2 separate regions of the Mus musculus genome follow, and region 2 is linked to region 1. The links are chromatin contacts, found by Hi-C or POLR2A ChIA-PET in ENCODE. All regions are on one chromosome and are shown on one strand. Each heading gives the region's core, a stretch centred on a gene start or an enhancer-like site at or near the end of the contact. The rest is flanking DNA. Distances are from core to core; before and after follow the strand shown.

The links. A loop is a pair of places that touch in the nucleus more often than their neighbours do. ChIA-PET counts read pairs that join two places held with the same protein, here RNA polymerase II (POLR2A).
Region 2: a loop to region 1 is called in a map of left cerebral cortex, with 6 times the contacts of the local background. The contact joins the promoter of Dpm2 here to the promoter of Fam102a in region 1. A Hi-C loop is called at or near these places in 10 of 37 maps with a recorded cell type or tissue (gastrocnemius, heart, left cerebral cortex and 1 more). POLR2A ChIA-PET finds 5 or more read pairs at or near these places in 4 of 5 experiments (Patski and embryonic stem cell).

What each region holds. Positions count from the first base shown.
Region 1 is chr2:32,534,053-32,536,799 of GRCm38, forward strand. Fam102a (family with sequence similarity 102, member A) reads left to right here and starts at 1,307. Exons shown (of 11, transcript NM_153560.4): 1 at 1,307-2,180. The coding sequence starts at 2,035.
Region 2 is chr2:32,569,130-32,572,140 of GRCm38, forward strand. Dpm2 (dolichol-phosphate (beta-D) mannosyltransferase 2) reads left to right here and starts at 1,729. Exons shown (of 4, transcript NM_010073.2): 1 at 1,729-1,783; 2 at 2,077-2,166. The coding sequence starts at 1,781. Fam102a (family with sequence similarity 102, member A) reads left to right here. Exons shown (of 11, transcript NM_153560.4): 11 at 1-621.

The DNA of each region.
Region 1 (2,747 bases), core at 57-2,556:
TGCTTCTGAAATGTAAGCTCAGGAAGTCTTCATGCACATGTCCAAACATGATATCATGCATGGTATCAAACATGATGTCCGGCAGAGAATTTACATCTCAAATGCCAATCAGCCCAACTCTCTTTAATTTTCCACAGGGAAGTCCAGCAGACCTTAACTTATCTCCTGCCCGGATCAAAAACGGCCTTTCACTCACCCATTTCCCCATTTTCTTTCCTCCAAGTTATCTGATGCCAGAACAATCAAGTCACTATCTAGCTCAAAAAACCAGGAGATGCCTCCTTCTTTGCTCTGGTCTACAAGACTGGGCCAGATTCTAGCCTGATCTGCTGTTCTCTCAAATTAGAATTCATCCAGGGATACTCCACAAACTTTTTGAGTACCATGCTGCCGGGCCAGCAGGCCTCTAGTGACTGCCACTGCCTGTACCCCGATGCTTGGCCGGCTTTGTGTCAGAATCCTTTGAACTTCCGTTCCAATCCGAAAGCACACGCCTCCTCTGACCTCCCTACTTGAGTTCTTCAGCAGACTCTCAGATCCAGTCTTTCCACTGGGTGCCTGCCTGACTCAGGACAGAGTTCCTAAACACTGGCGGCCTGGATAAAAAGAATCATAAAATGCCGATAGTTTGGAGAGTACGAGGTCCCCAAGGTGTCCTTTGCCATAACTATCGGGAAACTTTAAACAAAAGCCTTAGATAACAGCCTGGAACCAGGCAGGCCGAGTCACAAGGTTGCCGGGCTCCAATGGATCTTCAAGAGCGGCAAAGCCAGGACAGATGCTTGTCATTTTTAGAGGCGAGCAAGACCTGCATAGGTCTTGAGACACCTCTGCGATTGTTTTCCTGAGAACAGGGGTGCTACCTCCTCAGCCTGCTTCATTGCTCACTGAGCTCAGGTCTTGGCGGGATCCGGGCAGGCCGTTCTAGCCCTAGTTTCCAGATTGTTTCCCCTAGTCATTGTTTCTCCTTTTCTTGGGCTCGCGCTCTCCTCCCGTTCTTTCCAGTGCCGGCCCCCACACCCCGCGACCTCCCACCGCCTCTCCGCACCCCCCCCCACCGCGCTTCTCAAGGAGGCGGGTCCAGCCCCGCGAGCGCTCCAATCCGAGCGCCCTCAACTGGCCCTGCCTCCGCGAGCCCCGCCCCACGCCACCGCCAGCCAATAGAAATTCGTGTTCGTACAGTCGGCCTGTCCAATCGCAGGTTGGCTGTGAGCCTCGCGCGCCCCGCCCCTGCTGCTCTCGGCCGCGGCTCCGCGGGCGGTCGCGCCGGGGCTTCGGCATTCTCCGAGCAGCGCCGAGCTGCGTCGGGCTCAGCCGGCTGCGTCCGGAGGTGCGGGCGACGGCGCCGCTGTGCTCCAGCGGTGCTAACCGAGGCAGAAGCCATCCGGCCGGGTCGGAAGGCGCCTGAGACTCGGGCAGGGCAGGAGCGGCGTAGGTCCCAGGACTGAGCGGGAGGCGGACCGGCACACGTTCCCGGCCCGGCAGAGCCTCCCGAAGCGGTCCCTGCAGAGCCGGGTCGGTCGCCGAGGTGGCTTCCGCTTCCCGGGGCCTCACCTGCGCAGGCCGCGGTGCGCCAGGTGCGGAGGCGTGTGCGTCGCCTGGGCACCTCCCACGGCAGCCAGCGGGGCGGAGGCGGGGCCGCCGCCCGGGTCTCCAGCGGTTCGCCCGGCCGTCTCCGTCAGTCTCACCGGTCCGCCGGGCCCCGCGGATCGGGATGCTGCTGCTCGCTTGCGAGCCGCCCTCCACGCCAGCCCCCGCTGCCGGGGCCGCACCTCGCTGTTTACATGTCAGTGGAGCCCGGGTTCCCCGAGGGTGAGAGCAGCCGGCTCACTGGACCTGGGGCTCCGAACTCAGATCCTCTCCTGCCCGCAGCCTCCGCCGCCATCTGGACTGGATCCAGCTCTGGTGTTTTTGAGGAGGGGGGTGTGGTGTCGGGAAAGGAATCCTGGGGTTTTCTAGTATCCCCTTCTTTTTTTCTTTTTTCTTTTCTTTTTCTTTTTGGCCCTGCGGGCTTCAGACTCAGGGAACTTGCTCATGGCTTTTTTGATGAAGAAGAAGAAATTTAAATTTCAAACCACTTTCACCTTGGAGGAGCTGACTGCGGTCCCCTTCGTGAACGGGGTCCTCTTTTGCAAGGTCCGGCTGCTGGATGGCGGGGATTTTGTCAGCTTGTCGTCCAGGTAGGCATTGAGGTTTTCGCGTTTGCAGGGGAGGGTGGGGAGTGCTGATGAGTGAGATCTAGCCACTTGGCAAATGTGGAAGACTCAGCTAGGGACGGATGGGCAAGGGGCCCGCCTGGGGAAAGATTTGCTCTAAGCAGGACTTAGGTCTGAGTGAGCTGGCAGAGCGCCTGGCATTTGTCTGCAGGTGACCAGCCAGAAACCTTTTAGGGCCCTGCGTGCACTCTTCAAGTCACCCGTTTTACAGATTTGTATGGAGAGAGCTGACTGAGATTTTCACTTTAAGGGATTAAGTAAGGGTGTCTCAGGCCACCTTGCCACCAAGCTGGCTCCTGTGGCTGTCATACGATTGAGAGATTGGGCCAGCCAGGGCTCTCTGGCTCTCTCCCCTTGGCTGGGAAAGCCCAGTTCCAGGCACTCCCTGGATTTGATTGCGGGAGGTGGCTGGATTTTGGGTTGCCCAGCCCCCTCTTGAGTGACTGCCCTCCACTGGCTAAAGCTGGACTGCTTTGCAATGCAAATGTCCTTGCCAGGAGACTGCCTTCCCCTGTGAAAAAAGCCATCGGG
Region 2 (3,011 bases), core at 479-2,978, 35 kb after region 1:
AGTTGGTACTGTCAGGAAGACTGCCCCAAACCAAGAGCCCCTGCCTAACTCAAGCCAAGGTCTGGGACTGGATGGCCACTCCAGTAGACGAGAGCTGCCACATCCTCTGCTTCCAGGCACTGGGCCAGGATAACTTAGCTGAAAACATGACCACAACCAAATGAACACTGGTGGCAGCCAGAGGCTAAGAGCCTTTCCTCCTGCGCTCAGTGATCCCCACGGGTGCCCAGAGCACCTGGACTTCAAATTCTATATACAAAGATAGAGGATATATTAGAGGTATTTTTGAAAAGGAATTGGTCTATGCAATGCCAGTTTGGGACCTGTAAGACAGTTTAATGTTTCTATTAGAGAGATATAAAAGATCTGCAATATTTTTAGGGTTCTTTTCTGGTTACCCTACAGCTGACCACGTGGTCTGGCAGGATGAGCAGGCCCATCTTCTTCTGTGGGGAGAATTTGCTTTTGTGTTATTCCTTTCTAACCAGGTTACCACTGCACCCCATTCCGTGGGCTGTTCATATCTGTCTCAGCTTATAATAGAAAATTATGTCATATGGGGAAATCAGCCTAGTGTCAATGTTTGGTTTGGGGGTGGAATTAAATGCCGATGTTTTTGTTACTGCTTTTTGTTGGTGTTTCTTTTCATTCTCATCACCGTGTTGACTTGGGGGCTGCTAACAGGAGTTAGCCATGTATGTGTAAGATGACATGCTGGGGAAAGTAGGTTAGTGTTCTCCAGTCTGACCCCAGTCATAATGCTCACCACAAACACACACATACATATTACATATATGTCCACACATGTTTGTATGAATATGAATGGGCACTTGACAAAGGTCGGAGAACACCTGTTACTCCTGAACCTCTTCTTGTTTGAGACGGTGTCTCACTCTGGTTTTGGGGAAAGAATAAAACGTTTTTATTTGGTATTTATAAGGTTTCCTTTAGCCATGAGGTTTAAGGAGACCTACTACTCCTCATGCCTCCAGAGTGTTGGGACTACAGAAATGCACCACCATGCCCAGCATCAATTCGGGGATCTTAAAGCCCCACTTTTGGTCCTAATCATCGAAGAAACTGGTTAAAAATACCTGTCAGGGCACAAAGAGGGAGCTGTTGCCTCTGGTTGCAGAAATGGATAACCTGCATGGTGTAGCATTTGGAGAAGAATGGATCTACAGCAGCTAGCCCCATATGCCATGAGAGTAGTGTTCTGGGTGAGAAACAGAAGAAAAGCATGAAAGATAATTTGGCCCAGCGCCCCTTGGTTCTAAGAGGGCCATTCTGAAACCTCTGGCAGTGGACAATGAAGGGAAGCCTAGAAAGTTCCCTAGGAAGCCAACCAGTGGAAATTCTCATAGGCCAGGCCAGTGGTGGTCATTCTATACAGACTCTTCCATTAACAGTTTCAAGGCCAGAATGTAGAGCCTTTGAATTCTGATGTCTGCTTCAACAACCAACTCATTATGATCTATCCCTTTCCGGGACTTCCAACTCTGGGGTACATCTCACTCTGGCTTGGGACTGTAGGATAATGTTTAAATGATTATTGTTTGGGAAGGGTCTGACAGGGATGTAGCCACAAAAACCTGAAAGTCTGAGCTCCCGGCCCTACAGTTCCCTGCAGAAACTACATTTCCCGACATGCACTGGAGGGCGGGGAAAAGTGCCCGCACGTCAGCTCAGACGAGTCTCCGCGTGTCACGTGATTTACAAGCCGGAAAGGCCTAAACCAGGAACCGGATGTATTTTGTTGCTCCGGCGGAACGCTGGAGAGATGGTGAGCCTGGGGTGGAGTACATGTGTGATTTGAGGGTACCAGGGGTCGGGGCTCTGAGTAAGAGTCTCCTTGGGAGATGGAGTTGGGCTCTCCAAACCCAGATCGCTCTCTCCACCGCTTGCAGACAGGTGACACGAGGCCTGACGTGGCTTTCTAAACCCGAGAGCCACTTCTAGTAAGCCCTCCGTGGTTCTAAATGAATGAGAGGTTTGGAGTGTAAACCGGCTGCTCCGACCCTCCGTTAGTGCTTGTACACGAGCCATCTCGCCTGCTGAGCCTTTATTTTTCTCCAGGCCACCGGGACAGACCAAGCAGTAGGATTTGGCCTTGTCGCCGTTAGCTTGATCATCTTCACCTACTACACCACTTGGGTGATTCTCTTGGTATGTGTGCCCCACCCCCACCCCGCTCACCTTCATTTTGCTCTGGATCTCTAAGCCAGTTTCCTAACGCGACTTAATCAGCGTCTGTGTGCCAGCGTCTGGATGTTTAGCTAGCTCTAATCTCACGAAATCTACACTATGGTGCTTGCAGATGGTGTCTACATTTTATAGATGAGGAGGCTAAGACTCGGGGAGAAGGCTGTTTCTCAGCCTCTGAACTGCCGCACAGTGAGGCTTTATTTTGTGTTTGTCCTCCTGGTTAGCCAGCAGGTTCCTGGGTGTAGCAGTCGCCGGTGGAGTTTATTAACATCTCAAGTCTCTCTCTCTCTCTCTCTCTCTCTCTCTCTCTCTCTGCCTCTCTCTTTAATGTGGGAAATTTTGTTAGTTATTGTTTTAAAGTACACTGTGCTTGGAAAGGGGCATCTTGCAGTACTTGGTATCCTTCAGAGAGGAAAGTTAGGTGGGCTGACCTTCGGTGATGAAGAGAACTGGCTGATTCTCCAGAGGACTGGGGTTCAAGTTCCAGCACCCACATGGCCAGCTACAACCATCTGTAACTCCAGCTCCAGGAGACCCAGCAAAAGTCCCTGGAACGGAACGCCATTGCTGCTTAAGTTGTGTTAGGAGTTAGATTGGAGATCCAGGGCTTGGATGAAAGTACACCTGGACTCACAGGCACAAATGCATGATCAAAAAATAAAGACCTCTTTAAAAGACCTAGAGTTCTCAGAAGGCAGAAGAAGGGGGGAGGGCAGCTTGGTGAGGTCAGCCAGGGCCTCAGAAATCAAAAAGGATGGTTTCCAGCACTCACAAGGCCCAGGCAGTATTCAACAATACAGAGACAA